2 separate regions of the Homo sapiens genome follow, and region 1 is linked to region 2. A link is a loop called in an ENCODE intact Hi-C map of the cell type or tissue named here. Cell type or tissue: B cell. All regions are shown on one strand.

The links. A loop is a pair of places that touch in the nucleus more often than their neighbours do. Peaks named below come from ENCODE experiments on the same cell type or tissue, not always from the same donor. Only the 100,000 strongest peaks of a DNase experiment are listed, where the experiment ranks them.
Region 1: a loop joins it to region 2, with 7 times the contacts of the local background. A loop is called at or near these places in 24 of 110 quality-filtered maps.

Annotation. Positions count from the first base shown.
Region 1 is chr14:50,058,479-50,066,478 of GRCh38, reverse strand. The region is part of intron 2 of LINC01599 (long intergenic non-protein coding RNA 1599); the gene reads left to right. Among named protein-coding and RNA genes, the nearest start is that of LINC01599, 43 kb to the left of the region's middle. RefSeq lists enhancers at 1,155-1,514, 1,885-1,934, 3,490-3,699, 4,170-4,239, 4,730-4,909 and 1 more. In B cell, no CTCF peak of the experiment used is centred here; DNase peaks (open chromatin) are centred at 1,328, 3,718, 4,568 and 5,207; H3K4me3 peaks cover 2,799 bases; H3K27ac peaks cover 6,086 bases.
Region 2 is chr14:49,999,884-50,007,883 of GRCh38, reverse strand. LINC01588 (long intergenic non-protein coding RNA 1588) reads left to right here and starts at 364. Exons shown (of 4, transcript NR_126498.1): 1 at 364-2,290. It overlaps LINC01599 (long intergenic non-protein coding RNA 1599), which reads left to right. Exons shown (of 9, transcript NR_131171.1): 9 at 465-571. RefSeq lists silencers at 4,228-4,587, 4,273-4,786, 6,488-6,617 and enhancers at 5,848-6,057, 6,068-6,117, 7,098-7,147, 7,134-7,781. In B cell, CTCF peaks have their summits at 4,196 and 4,397; DNase peaks (open chromatin) are centred at 4,393, 5,303, 6,363 and 7,253; H3K4me3 peaks cover 3,550 bases; H3K27ac peaks cover 7,505 bases.

The DNA.
Region 1 (8,000 bases), 59 kb before region 2:
GGACAGGACTGGCCTGTGTCTAGGGGCCATGCTAGTATTATACAAAGGCTTGCTAGTGCTCACGTATGAGAATGAGGCAGGAACCAACATCTATTGGGAACAGCAGATTTATATCCCCTTATTGAGTGAAATGGGCAGAATTGCCTACACTATTTAAATGTTCTCTCTCTCTCTCTCTCTCTCTCTCTCTCTCTCTCTCTCTCTCTCTCAGTTCAGCCTTACTAAACATACAGCAGTGTACAGCATGGCTGGATATAATATGGCAGACACAGACAGGACTGGACAATGGTCCAGGATACCCAGGTTTCAAAGTCACAAGCCTTTCAGAGATTGCTAATGCAAAAGGACTTAGGAGGCGGTAGACTTAAAGCAGGTAGAAGTCCTTGCCTTCTCTGGGCTTCAGTTTCCTCACCTGTAAGATGCATGCTTTTGAGTAGGATGATCCCAAGGCTCCCTTCTGCACCCCCTGACATTTGGTGAGTTTGCAGCCGAGAAAGACTGGCCACCTGGGACAGCCTCAATGACCCAGTGGCCTCCTAGAAAAGCACCAGCCCCCTCCTGTCTCCTCCTGGGAATGTCATAAGACAGAGTTTGGTAAGAGTAAGAACAAAGATGAGAAATGGCTTCTCTAGAGGACGCCTGGAAATCCATTCTACTTGCCTCCTGTGTCTCTTCAGTTGAGCAGATCTTAATCTAGCACCTGCTAAAGACAGAGTGCTGAGTTCTAACCCCTGGCACTTCAGAGTGTGACTGTGTGGGGAAATGGGGTCTTTACAGAGGTAATCAAATTAAGATGTCAGTAGGGCGGGCCCTAATCCAAGAGGACGGTCATCCTTATAGGAAGAGGAAAATGGGACACAAACAGTACAGAGGGAAGACAATAAGAAGACATTTCTTATCATTTAATAAAACAATCAAACTTATATCAAGGTTGGAGTTTCACAATGTCAGGGACAGTTCTCAATGGGCTGTGTTTGTTAGGTACTGGAAAAGTAAAGAAGTTATATAAACTGTCCCTGACATTGTGGAACTCCCAGTCTTAGTATAAGTTTGAATGTTTTATTAAAATGGAGAAAACTGAGTGTTTGGTTTTGGTTGGGGGTGAAACCCATTGGGAACAACTCTATGGCATATCAGGGCTTCTTTCTGAATGAATTTCTAGATTTACATCTCTTCGTGGCTGTGGTCATCATTAGTGCTGTTTACCAGATATTTCCAGTTCCCTTTCTACTGAGTAGATAGTAGATCCATTTGTCTTTGAGCCACTAAAATTAGGTGTGGCTATGTGGCTTGCTTTGCTGATGAAATGTGAACAGAAGTCATGGGTTTCGCTTTCAGGCAAAAGCCTGAAGAACCATCACATGCTCTCCCCGTGGTTCCTTTTTGGTGCTACGGTAGTGAGTAATAATCTAGAGGGTGGAGGCTGGCTAGCCTGTGTCTCTGGATGAGGATGAAGTGGAGTAGAGACCTTGCTGATCCATGAGGGACATGGAAGATGAGCAAGAAACGAGCCTTTGTGGGTTTAAGCCATGGAGATTTACAAAACCTTTTATTATTGAAAATTTCAAATATATATGTATATATACAATACAATATATATATGCATATATATAATATCAAACCTGTTGTACCCATTACTCAGCTTCAGCAATGATCAGTGCTCAAATATCAATGATCAATGTGTAAAGCCTCTGTGATTTGGAAATTTTTTGTTGCTACAGCACAACCCAGACAGACCCCACCGAAAATGAGAGGAAAGAATGTGGTTTTACAGAAACATGAGACGAGCGACAAGGAGCTAAAGAGAGTGGACACAAAATGCTTGAGATTTGATTTGTATGCTCTATTTTTAAAAATGTGTATGCTTTTAGTAATTCAGGAGAGCTGAACATCTGCTTGAATTAGTTGAAGTAAAAGATGCTTGTCTTAGTCCATTTGGGTTGCTAGGACAGGAATCCACAGACTGGATAGACATTTATTTCCCACAGTTCTGGAGGCTGGGAGGTCTGAGATCAAGGCGCTGGCAGATTTGGTGTCTGGTGAGGGCTGGATTTCTGGTTCATAGAGAGCGCCTTCTCCCAGAGTCCTCTTGTGGCAGAAGGGGTTTCTTTCATAAGGGCTTTAATCCCCTCCATTAAAGGGCTCTTCAGGGCTCTGTCCCCAAGACCGAATCACCTCCCAAAGCCCCACCTCCAAACACCGTCACCCTGGGGCCTAGGATTTCCACCTGTGAATTTTACCTAGCATTGCTGGACACTCAGAGTGGGCCTGCTTTGTGGACTCCTGTCCCTTCATCTCCACCTAAGGCCACCTCCTCCAGCTCACCCTCCAGCACTCCTGGTAGCTGGCACTTAGCTTCTCATGAGCTCTGCGATGTGTTTTCTGTGGAGAGAGATGGAAGCCCTGTGGCCTTGTGCAGGGACCTACCTCAGCTTTCTGGGCCCGGCTTTGCACATCTGGCCTCATGAAGGACGTGTAGCTGCTGCGGACTTCAGGGGCAGCTCCAGAGAGTTAGGCCTGCTGAACGGTTAAGTCCTGTTCTTTCCACAGAGCCAGTTTGATGTAGTGCATTTTAAGTCACACGGGGACCTTGAGGCACATGTTTTGTTATCCCTTAGGTATACTTGTTGCAATGATAGTAGTGTAGCAAAATATCCCAGCAAAACCTCCACTGGTGGCTGAGCCCACTGAGGACCTGTGTTTGCTGGGTTAACTTTCTCTCTGTGTAGTTCCTAAAGGACCGGAGTGTGTTGCCCAGCTACCCATGCTTTTCTGCTAGTCTACTGGACTGCCACGGAGCTGGCACTGCTACTGTTATTCTGATTTTGTAGTGTAGGTAATTGGGCAAGTCTCCCCTCTACTCTTCTTTGTAAAAGTTAATTATTTCTCCATTGAGTTTCTCAAAAAGAAATCCAGTTGGAATTTTGATTAGCATTGCATTAAATTTATAGGTTCATTGTTCATATAACTAGGTCTTTATAAATGTCATCCAAAGTAAGTCATCTTACATGAGGTCATCCTACCCAAAATGTGGAATGTACTCTATTTATTCAGATCATTTTATGTTTCCTTATTAGAATTTAAGACATGTTTTTAGAAGTTTTGGGTATTCTTGGCTATTACCTAGATATATTTTGTAATTCTTGCTGCTATTGTAAATGGTATCTTTTTAATAATATTTTTCAGCAGTTATTGTGGGTGGACAGAGATGTTGTTGATTTTTGCAGGTAGATTTTGTGTCTGGTGAACTTGCTGAACCTTCTGAGTTCTAATTGGTTTGAATCTGTTTTTTCTTTTTCTTTTTTTGAGACAGGGTCTCTGTCACCTAGGCTGGATGCAGTGGCACGATTTTGGTTCACTGCAACCTCTGCCTCCTGGGCTCAGTTGATCCTCCCACTCAGCCTTTGGAGTAGCTGGGACCACAGACATGTGCCATGATGCCTGGCTAATTTTTTGTAGAGGTAGGGTTTTGCCATGTTGCCCAGGCTGGTCTTGAACTCCTGAGTTCAAAGCAATCTGCCCATATCAGCTTCCCACAGTGCTGGGATTACAGGCATGAGCCACTGCACTGGGCCTGAATCTGTTTTTTCTAAATTGACAGGTTACTTTGTTTTTTTACTGCTACAGTAAGAAGCACCCTCCCCCAACCCCAGTTAATCTCTGTGATAGGTGGGGGTGGGGCTTAGGGGAAGGGTGACTCACTAGACAGGAGTTGAAAATGCCTGGGTTTTTGTGACACTAACATCTGTGTCCTCCATAGATGGAGCTCACATCACGGAGCTCATGAGAAGCTGAGTGCCAGCTACCACACACACATTCAGACATTTGCTGTCGGGCCACGGGCCATGCTGATGGAGAAAAGGTAGCCTAAATTCTCTGGTAACGGGGGTGAGAGAGAGAGAGAGAGATGTGGCGATGAAAATAAAGAATAAGGAAAGGAATAGCGACTTCAGGGGACTTTGCCTGGGTTGGGGCTCAGGCCGGGGCCTGGGAAGTATGAGAGACAGAGGGTGATAAAAGGGCATCAGGTGTTAGAGAGCAGCTGGACCAGAAGACCCACCATCCGGCAGCAACACCCAAAGACCTTTGGTCACATAATGTGGGGACGGGGAGGGAGGAGCTCTGGCACTGGAGATAGCCTTGGGCACCTGGCAATGCCCTCCCGCCCCTTCCCCGCTGACTAGTTCACAGAGGCCTTGCCCCATGCCACTGCACTGCCTTGACACTGACACACAGCACTGCCGGCCCAGGGACTTCTCAGGGTCCAAACCTCCTACATTCCCAGGGCTCCCAGAAATCAGAGCTGAACCCACAAGGCACACAGAGCTGGGCCTCTGAGCTGGCTCCCAAAAAGAAGTGTGTTGAGGGAAACATTCTCAGCAACATTGAGAATGTTTTCACTGGACCACTGTTTACCTTGTTTAACGAGAAGCTGTCACTAAGCATTAAGGTTTCTTTGATTTGGAGACTTCTCTGCACACCAGAGAACCAGTGGCATAGGGTTGCCTCCTGCTCTGCACAGTGTCTTCCGGGGCTGCTGGTGGCAGGATGTGGCGGCCTGGTTCAACAGCTGTGATTAGTGACCCTGATTGTAGCCGCTAGCTGAGTGATTGTAAAATCAGGAAGTGAGGAGGGTTTTGTGTTCCCTCCTGGCCCCTCCTGCAAGGAACTCTGGATGGAAAGGTGAACTTGCTAAGTGCAGTTGTGCTTTGCTGACATCTGCTCCCGTTTTTGCCCCTTCACTGCTTTTAATGAATTCTGGGTTCAGGCACCCTGAGCCCTGAACGTATGGAATCTGTCCTGGGAGAATCTGTTTGTTTTATAGAGGTGGTGATGAGCAGAGGCATCCAGGCAGGTCTATTCATGTGGGAAAGCAGAGAGTTGCCCTGGATCCTACTTAAGGCCAGACCCTTCAGGTCTCCAGAGGGGACAGGCCTGGCACTGTCTGTAAGCAACTCTCGAAGAAGCCAGACTTTTCCTGTAAATGTATAACCAAAAAAAAAAAAAAAAAAAAAAAAAAGACTATTTTGGAGCAAAGAAGCCAGAAAAAGGGCTAATGGGGGATGAGAGCGTAAGCCTGGCCCAGTGACCCAAATCCTGAGTTTGTGGAGGTGTTTACAGGGGCTGAACGGCCAGGCCCAGGCTGGCCCCAGGGAACCCCCAAAGGCCATGAGTGAGGCCTGCGTTTTGGGGTATGCTCCTTGTTTCCTGTGCCGGCCTGTCTCCACATGCTGGGTGGTTGTGAAACAACGGCTTGCAGTGACTCAGCTTTATAAATAGGACATTTACAGTGAAAATTACAGGAAATTCCCAGAGTCTCCTGCGGGGGCTTATTTTAGGTGTGTGGCTTACACAAGTGAAACCCCAGCCACCCTCTTCCAGCCTCTTCTCCCTGCAGCATCCTTGGGTATCTGATTTGAGGCAATTGCTTCTGTTCTGTGACAGGAAACCACCCCAGGAGGTCTGAGAGAAATGAGGAAAGGAGGCGTCCATCTCCAGCCCCATTCAGACACGCTCCTGGGAGAGAACAGCTCACATTTGGCTCACGCTTCTCATATGCCGAGCGCTCTGCTGTGTTACCTCAGTGACTTTCACTGACTCCCAAGGAAGTGATGGGGATGGGGAAACTGGAATTCAAACCCATTTCCAACTCCCTCCGGATCTCGAGAGATTAACCACAGACACAACTTTTCCTGAACACAGAACAAGAAGGCAAAAGGAAGCAGAGGTCCCTGTTTTCAGGAGAGGACAGGAGAAAGGTGCCAGTACCCTGGCCTTTGGTTATATTTCCCTTTCCCTCTTCAGTAACACATTTCTTGGCAGGACATCTTTTCTGGAAAACCAGACTTGAGCTTGGAGTGGCTCAACAGCCCTTGCTGTAGCTAGGTTTGATGGAGAAGCTGAGAGAGCTGCCTGCACCCGGGTAGGAGGCTCTGTCATGGAGGGGCTCAGGCCATTGCAGGTTTAGGGCCTAAATGTTGTGCAAATATTTGCCCAACAACTCCCAGTGTGCCTTGGAACAAGCAGCAGGAGCGGCCCTGGCTGAGTCCCTGAAGAGAAACGTGGATGTGATGACTTTGAATGGCTCCCAGCTTCTACTTCCTCATAATTTGCCAGGATCTCTGTCGCCAACGAGCCTGGTTACAAGGAGAGGGGGCTCCGTGCTAGCCTGCTAGGCATGATGGAATCTTCCGCATTCTCCAGATGAAGCCCGCACACCCATGCCTTCATCAAGCAGCAGGCACTGCCAATGCGTTTTTGAGCTACAGATTTGTATTCCCAGCAATCTGTGAGATTCTCCCCCTAGATCCTCGCAAAGCTTCTGAATTTATCGAGTTCAAAACAGAACACCCAAACTGGCTTGTCTTGTATTCTCTTTCAGTTAAGGCTGCCTTCCCTAGTCCCCCTAGTTAGAAACCATTGGCTCATCCTTAACCCTCTGCTGCTCTGCCCTCTCCCTCCCGAGTCTGATTGATTCTCCCTCCTAGCTCTCCCCTCAGTGCCTGGAGTGCATGGGTCTGACCCAATGGGTGGTTGGCAGGGGTAGGAGTGGGAGTTGGGAGGAGCACATGACCCAAGCTGAGCTCATTAGATCCCAGGGTTTTTCTAGCTGCAGCAGGCTCTTTTCTCTCTAGATGCTTGCTGGAAGGCTGGGAATCCAGAGGGGCCTGTGGCCATGCATCTGCAGCCTGGCAAAGCCTGCCTGCAGCAGCGAGGGGACATGCTGCAGGGAGAAGCCATGATGAGTGGTGGAGAGAGACTTCCTGAGGGGACAGAGCTCCCAGTACAGCTGTCCCCAAACCAGGTCCACCCCCTGCCCCCATCCATCCTTCACAGGCCACCAGGATTCTTTTCCATGTTCTCCAACTTTTTGTTTTAAAAAAATCCAACTACAAAGAAGTTGACAGAATAATTCAGTGAATACCTACATACCCTTCACCTAGATTCACCAGTTATTAGCATTTAGTGACAGTTATGTTCTCTTTTTCCCTATATATTCATGTATGTGTGTTTTTTCTGAACCATTTGAAAATAAGTTGCTGATGCCATGACACTTCTCCCCTACATATTTCTGCATGTATTGCCTAAGAATGCGAACATTTTCCCCACAGTCACAATACCGTGATCACATTCAAGAAATTTAACAGGGCTGGGCGCTGTGGCTCATGCCTATAATCCCAGCACTTTGGGAGGCCAAGGCAGGTGGATCACGAGGTCAGGAGTTCAAGACCAGCCTGGCCAACATGAAACCCCATCTGTACTAAAAATACAAAAAATTAGTCAGGCGTGGTGGCAGGCACCTCTAATCCCAGCTACTTGGGAGGCTGAGGCAGGAGAATCGCTTGAAACCAGAAGGCAGAGGTTGCAGTGAGCCAAGATCACGCCACTGCACTCCAGCCTGGTCAATAAGATTGAAACTCTGTCTAAAAAAAAAAGGAAAAAAAAAGAAAAGAAATATTAACAATGATATAATAATATCTAATATTAATATATATCCACATTCAATTTTGCCAAGTGGAATTTGTTTATGGATATAAGATATTATGATAGTTTTTTTTCCCTTTTCAATTCAAGAGCCAATCATGGATAACAAATTGCATTTAGTTGTCTTATCTGTTTAGCCCCCGTAACCTAGAATTGTTTTCCTGTCCTTTTTTATATTTCATCATATTAGCATTTTTTGTATCCTTCAATTTGGATTTGCTTTTTCCTCATGATTAGAGTCATGCTGTATATTTTTAACAGAGATAACACTGGATTCTTTTCAGTGTATCACATTAAGAGACACATGATGTCAGTTATTGGTGTGTTAAGTTTGATCACCTTGTTAAGGTGGTGTCTGCCAGATCTTTTCATTGTAAAGGTACAATTTTCCCTTGATACATGGGAATAATTACATATATATATATCTGTTCTTGTAAAGTGGAAATTAAGTATATGTTCTTATGCTGGTTCCCTTGGCTCCAATTTCCACAGGTCAACATAAAGAAGGCCCAGTT
Region 2 (8,000 bases):
AAAATCTCCCTGGACTCAAGGGATGGGTGTAAAAAGCAGTTAGGCAGAGGATGAGGGCCTGTGCCTGAGGCGTCCAAGGGCAGCCCCAGCTCCCTGCAGATCCAGTGCAGCGGGATGTGCAGGTAGATCTCCCTCCCCAGGGCACAAAGCTGGGTGGGGAACAGCTGTCAGAACCAGCCACACCCCACCCCACCCTGCCCAGGCATCAGAAACCTCAGGGAAATGCCTAGATACTCCACCTCAAGGAAAACATTGAGGCCCTGTAGCCAGGAGTGCCCTGTTTGTGTCTAAAAGTTGCCCCAGCCCAAATTTACAGCTGGGAGGATCAGAAGGGCAATCTCTGTCTTCTCCCAAAAGGAAATCATACCCATAGTTACCACTGGGAGCAGGGTGGGCCGTTTACACTCCTCATCCTACCTCGCCATCACCTTAGGAAGCAGCCATTCTCCTTGTCTTTACTGTAGAGGAGGAAGCCTGGACAGCCTGCAGTTGAGGGGACCTGCACAAGCTCACAGGACTCTTCATCACCATGACACCACGCTCACCGCAAAATAAAAATGATCAAACCTGTCATGATGTCAGCAGCACCGGTGTTGGTCTTTGTGGGAAAGAAAAACACAGGCCAGGGCTGCAGCACGATTGTGTCTGCCCAGCTCTTGCAGCCTGGAGAACACCGTTGGATTCCCTCCCACACATGCTCCCAGGCTGCCTGCCTGCCTCACTTACCTGCTCAGGGTGGGGCTTGAGGGTGGCCCCTGGGAAGAGTAAGAACTGGCCAAGACTGAGATGTCCTTCCCTCATTTAAGGTACCGCCTTTTCCCTTTTCCCGCCATCCTGGGTGCATGGATACTTGGGATTAGAAACTGGACTGGAAATGTAATCTTTCTTCGGTTTGGGGCTGAGAACTGGGGATTAGTAGGATTTTGAGTTTATGGCACAGCCTTTTCTTACACCATTTCCTAAAAAGCAGTTAAGATTACACCAGGCACAGTGGCTTACGCCTATAATCTCAGCACTTTGGGAGGCTGAGGCAGGTGGATCAAGACCAGCTTAACCAACATGGTGAAACCCCATCTCTACTAAAAATACAAAAATTAGCTGGGCGTGGTGGCACGCATTTGTAGTCCCGGCTACTTGGGAGGCTGAGGCAGGAGAATTCCTTGAACCCGGGAGGCGGAGGTTGCGGTGAGCTGAGATTGCACCATTGCACTCCAGCAGCCTGGGCAACAGCAACGAAACTCCGTCTCAAAAAAAAAAAAAAATTACAGTCATCTCCCAGAAAAATCAAGAAGGAAGAACCTTGGAGGTTCAACCTATAGAAGATATGTTCTCATGGAATAAACCAAAAATAATTTTTATTTTCTAAAAAATCAAGAACAGAAGTCTCTCAACATTTAAGTTTTACAAACAAATAGAATCTGAGCCACTGGGTTAAACATGACAAACGACACACAGTAACAAATATTGAAGACATCATAATGCCAAAGCAACAGAAGCAGCACCAGAAATGTTGCTGAGGCCACCATTTAATTAACGCAAGTTGAACATATGGCTTTGGTTACATGTGGTTCCAGGCCAGAGGCATGGAAGTCAGTGTTTGTGGGAAAGCCAGGAGGAAAAGCTCCTCTCCCCACCTCCACCTTGTCACTCCAGGTTCTGGTGACCCCATCTCGGGACACGGCCTCCCATTTCACTCCTGCACCAACCCCACTCTTGTAACACTGCACATGCAAGATGTGAGCATCTTCAAAGTACGAATATTGCCTTCTTCATTTTAGAATCCATGATGTGCTTGTGGGGAGAATGAATGAATGCTCAAACATGAATGGAGAGAGACAGAGAGGAAGTGCAGGTCTAACCAAGGAAACCTTCTTTCCTAGAAAATCGTTGATGAGCCCGGAAAGAGTTGGCTGAACAACGGTAACAATTCTTTTATTATTATTTAACTTATTAAGTTATTAGAAAAAGTAAAAGAGTGAGTCGAGGTTTTTGGATTGGAAGTAGGGACCCACTGAGTTCCCTCCAGGATTGTGGAGTTTCTTTTACAGCCACATGTGGATAAGAAACTAAGGGCCACAGACCAAATGACAGGTCGGATGGCAACCCTGGAAAAGTCACACAGCTCAGCCTGTTGGAGGAAGAGGAGCAGTAGAACCTGTGTGGAGCCTGACAGAACCCAAGATGCCATTCACGAACCGAGAGGTCTTTCAAGATCACACACAGTTCTACGACACAGACATTTCGTCTTCTTGCCACTCAGTAGCGGGGCCCATCCCTCTGTGCCTCCAAGGTCCGTGTGCCATGTGGAAAACTCAGGTGTTCTGTCTCTGCCAGGACCTTCTTCCTGCTGCTTATTTAAGTGTCTGCTGCTTCGGGGCCTCAGGTGCCTGCTTTATCTCTTTCTCCTTTACTATCAAGTCTTTAAGCAATTTGCCAAGACGGAGAATCTCACTGGCCTGGTGGGGCTGAGCCTTCCTTCACTGGCTGACCAACTGGGAAGTGGGCTGCTGCCTAGATCAGGTGCGTGCCACAGTTCATCTAGCCGTGCCCAGAGTTCTAAGGTTATGCGCATGACCCCGTGTGTGGGCAGAGGCTCTTAGCAGGGGCCGAGAGCATTGGAGGCATCTTGAGGGCCAGAGTCCCCAGCCCCAGATCACAGATACGGCATGATCAAAATGTGAGGGAGCAGGGGCAGAGATTATTTGGAATAACGTGCTGAGTTTGTATACTTTTGACAATTAAAAGCCCTATGTCCCCCTGATGTTACGCATATGCTCCAGAGGAGCCACTCGGGACAAAGAATCAATAATGGGCGCTTGGTGTGCATTGAAAGCTGACAGTGTATATTTGTGGGGACTATACAGGGAAAGGAATATGAAGCCTTGACAAGATATGGTGAGTATGTATCGGTGAGGTAGGTAACTCATTCATAAGGGACTTTGCAAGGTGGCAACACTGGTTCAAAGATATTACGAGAATAAAGATTTTGTGTACTCAGAGAACGAAAAGGAATGCTGACGTAAGATCACAAAGTTAGATACTAAACTGGCTAATGTGCTACAGGGCAGCAAAACTATAACCTTTGAGGTAATTTATCTGACCAGATAGGAATCATTTGCATCTCTGTAGAACAGAAAAACACTTACTTTTTTTTTTTTTTTTTTTTTTTTGAGACAGTATCTGGCTCTGTCCCCCAGGCTGGCGTGCAGTAGCATGATCTTGGTTTACTGCAACCTCCACCTCCTAGGCTCAAGCCATCCTCCCACCTCAGCCTCCAGAGTAGCTGGGACTACAGGCACACACCACCATGCCCAGCTAATTTTTGTATTTTTTGTAGAGAAGGGGTTTTGCCGCCATGTTGCACAGGCTGGTCTCAAACTCTTGAGCTCAAGCCCACCTCAGCCTCTCAAAGTGCTGGGATTATAGGCGTGAGCTCCCGTACCCAGACAGCACTTACATTTTAATAGTTTCTACACAGTACTATCTCATGTTATTTTATTTTTTAAAATCGATAATGGGACTCTTGCTATGTTGCTCACACTAGTCTTGAACTCCTGGCCTCAAGCAATCCTTCCATCTTGGCCTCCAAAGTACTAGGGTTACAGGCATGAGCCGGGGCTCCTGGCCTAACTAATTTCAGAGTTAAGAACGTTTGGACTCTATTTTATAGTAAAAAATAAGTCAAAGCTACCTTCCCCTAGATAGCCAAATGACTCTCAGATGGGCTCGTTAGACAGTGCTTTAATTTAATATTGAAAGAACTTTTTGCTTCCCCTCCTCCAAGTTTTAATAATTCTTAACAGAGGGAAACAGCAACAAAATTTTTGCTGTAGTGGGTATTAAAGAAGGGAAAACAATCATGAATGCCGGAGTCAAAATGCCCAAGGAGCGGAGGCACCAGCGTTCTCCACCTGGTTTGGCGGCGCACCAGCAGTGTGACCTGGAATCTGATCTCTCTGGAGCTCAGTGTCCTCACCTATAATATGGGGTATTGAACTACACACTTGGCAGGACTTTGCCCTAAAGCTAATTTTCAAAATAAAAAAAAAAAAGCCACTTCCCTTTTCCCACATTAACCCTGAGAGAGAAAGAGGAAGCGGGAAGCCCGCACATGGAAGCAATTTATTGCAGACGTTCCTGGGCTGGGAGAGGAGCCTTCTGACTGCTGCAGAGACCATCACCCGGTCCTGCACCTTTACCGGAGGTGCGGAGAACTGCTCGGCCCGCACCGGGCTCGGGGGTGTTCACGGGCTGCGCTGCCTCCCCTGCGCGCAGGACAGGAGTCGCCAGAGGCCGGTGGTGGATTTCCTCCCCGCATCTCAGCTCTCCGTCCAAAGTCAAATTGCTCTTTTCTCCGCCCACGCGGGCGTGGCAGCTGATATCCGGCCGCTGGGCGTCCCCGCGCCCCCGGGGGCCCCGCCCTGCAGCTATCTCCGCGGCCCACCCGGCGGCGCCTCCCTGCAGGGCTGCTCCCCAGCCCAAACCGCCGCGGCGCGACGTGGAGCCAGCCCCGCAAAGCTGCATCCACCCCCCGAGGACCAGCCCCTCGAAGGCAAGGCCAGGACCTCCCCGGGCGGCTGCAGCCGTGAGCCACCCCTGTTTTGTGAAACACACACTCTGCCATTTCAGGCCGCACTTGCCCGTTGCCATGGGCGTTTTCTATGTTGACACAAGCAGGGACACGGAATCCCTTGACTTTGAGTTGCAGATCGTGGGTGTTGGCGTCTCCGCTGCTTTACCAGGAAGGATGGAAGGGGCTTCAGCCTCCATTCTCACTTTCCTTCTCAAGGAGTTGGCTAAGCATCAGGAGTTTTCTCTTAGGCTTCTCTCAGGTCCCCTTTCCCTGAGAGGTGAAAAGTTTTTCAGAAAGGTGAGCAGCTTTCTCTTTATTCCCAGGGACCACTTCACACACCCCTTTTTCGCCTCCAGAGTAGATGGAACCGTGGAACGAGGGAATCCTGCCCTCTGGTTGTGTCTGTCATCTCCTACTGGGACCAGAGCCACAAAAGCCACAAAAGACCCAACTCTCTCCAGCGTGCAGGCATCCCAACTAGAGGAAGCAAGGAGGCAGAGACCAAGAGGACATCAAGAGGCGTTTGAACCCGCAGAGAGGGCCTGGGAGCACAATGCTGAGCGTAGGTCCAACCACTGCTTCTCAATGGGGTGGGAGAGCGGCGTGGGGAGAGTTGTGGGCATTTAGGGCAGGACAGTGCCCCCCACCCCACTTGGGACGGGGCCGCATTGCATCATCACTGTAACAGCACTAGCTGCCCCTGCCCCCACAACCCCTATGTATGAAATGCAAGTAGCACCTCCCCATCTTTGTGACAACCCAAAATGCCACCTCCTGTGCCCAAGCACTCTCTAGTGAGGTGTTTCCTTAGGTTAAAAACCACTGTTAGATCATTTCCTAAAATATATCTCAAAAGACCTCAATTAGTTCCTTCATATATAAGTAGGTGTTATATGAAAAGAGTAGCATGCTGATATCAGTATCATGCTGGGTTTGGGAGATGGTGGGTTAAAAAGTGGAACAGGATTTACTTACAGGACTTCTCAGAACCTTTAATATATATAAATATATGTTTTGAATCACCAAGAGAGAGATGGACTATGCAGATCCCCAAATTTAATTGGCCCTGGAATTCTTTCTTTGTGGGACCCTTTTGGGTGGAACCCACCTTAGATACCTCTGAACTACATTTTGTCGTCCAGGGCACTCTCTGGGGACTTCTGTGTCCTTCCCAGTGTGAAGTGCAGGAGTGAGCAGTCAAAAGGCCCTTATGTTTTTACTGAATTGAAACACCTAGAATGTGTGAAGATACCAGGAAGGAGGCCAGAGCTTCAGGAAACCGCTGCAAAGATGATCTCACAAAGAAACCATTGTGGCAGGGCTCCTGGAGCACTCAAGTTGATGTGACGTGTCCTACTCCTGAGAGCACGCAACCCTGCTGGCTCCTTGGGCTTGCATGGCTCAGGGAAAGGAAAATAGCCCGGGTGTTTGGAAGAGAAGTATGTGTGGATGGAATTATTCAAATGCTGATGGATGGATTGGGTCTCCTCTCCTGCTGGCCCGGCAGCCTCTCCGTGGAAGGCTTTGCCCAGGAGATGGGTCACAACAGCTCTGGTGAGATGCTGGAAACATAAGCCCAGGCAGATAGAATGGCAGTGAGTCACAGTAAACCGACAACCGTCAGGTGCTCAGGAGGGAAGCTGAAGCCAGGGGACTCGCTGTGCTGAGCTAAGCGAGGAGCAGGACTCTCCTGTTGTGCAAAACACAAAGAGCAGAGTGTTCAAGTCCAAGGATCAGGTTCCTCCAAATGGAAGCCCAAGCTGTGCACGCTGAGCTCCAGGGCTGGCGATACAATCACCTGCCTCTGCCCATGCAGGAAGGTACCACCCAAACATACCCATTTCTCCCGGGGCATGGGCAGGGGCCAGGGGAGACAGGGCCCTACCACTTCCCATGTAAAACTGGGTGAGCAGCCCAGCGCCCGTCAGAGCCGAAGCACCTCACCTGCACCCCCGCCCCCGCCCCCGCCCCCGCCCCGCCCCGCCCAGCCTTGTAATCTGGGCTCTGCTCGCCATGTGCTCTGTGCTAGTGAAACTGCCCTCAGAGCAGAAATAAACTGTTGGCTCTCAAGTTTTTCCAGACTAACCGGACTGGCCAATGCCTGAGGCTCTGTGTTCAAGATAAAAGTGCCTAAGAAAGAAAAGTGCAGGTAGGCAGTCCCCACTTCTGCAGGGCTGGTGGGCTCTGGGGATCCTGTCTCAGCCTGCTGAACAGCCCAGAGTGGCTTTAAAAAAAAAAAAAAAGCCTGAACAACCTTTTTTTGCACATGGGTCACAGTCAAGCTTCTTAAACTTGGATGACAGTAAACCTATGACTAACTGGATAATTAAAGCCACAAGTCTGGAGGCCTGGGCAGGGCTCTGCTCTGGAATCTCCGGTGGCCTGTTCCATAGGCCAGCGTCCCTTGTCCTTCCCATAGCAGAAATGCTTTCGTGAGTTGGAAACCCTCTGTGGTGACCTCTACATCTTCTCAAGGTCAGTTATCCACTTGTCCATGGCTTCGTGCCCCCATCCCACATCCCTGTCCACTGCATGGAAGGAGGAAATCTAACCCACCCGCCACAGTGCAGCCCACACTCCCCACACTGCCCCGACAGGAACATGACAGAAGGTTTCCAACTAAAACCAAAGTTACTCAGCAAAGCTTCCTGCCAGGCAGCCGTGCTGGAGGGCGCAGCGTGCCTCTGTCTGCTCTTTCTGTTCTATGAAACTTCTCTGCTGCAAGCACTTGAGAGCCTCTTGGCTTCCTGGGGAGAGTGGACTGAACTTCAAAGCAGACACAGCTGCAGCTAAGAAGCCCCTGGGTTGCCTCAAAGACTCTGTCTCCTCCCAGTCTGAAGCTTCTGGTGAATGTTTCTCCCTCATTCCTGAAACAACAGATAGAGCTGTTGAAGTTTACAACGTCCCCCAAGGCATTTCTGTGTTTCTGCCTTTAATCTAGGGCCCAAGTGACCACCCACAAGAATGCCCCGAACACTCACTGCCTCAGGATGCGTCCTGCAATTTACATTCCCGTGGTGCCTCTGCCTTCACCCCACGCTGGTGCCCCCGCCTCCACTCCAGCCGTCTCTCTGGCCACCCCTGCCCCCTCGCTTCTCTCCATCATGCCAAAAAGTGCCCTCGTCCTCTGACGGTGGAAGAGGGGATTCAGTTAGGAGTCGGGATGGCCTATGTGATTTTTGTACACTATTCCAGAATAGGTGTGTGGTTGCTTTAAAAATCAAAAGAAATGTGTCTTCCAAATCTTTGAAGCCCTTTGATTTCAGGAAGCTGTGGACCGTGTTTAGCCTGTGGCTCTGTGTGCCCCTTGGCTGCTGCTGCTGCTTACTCCTGAGGGTGAAGTTGCTAACATAAGAAACGAGTAATTTGGATTTGCGCTTCTTGGTAAAAACCCCTTTCCATTAACCTGTAAAACTCTAGAGGGCAG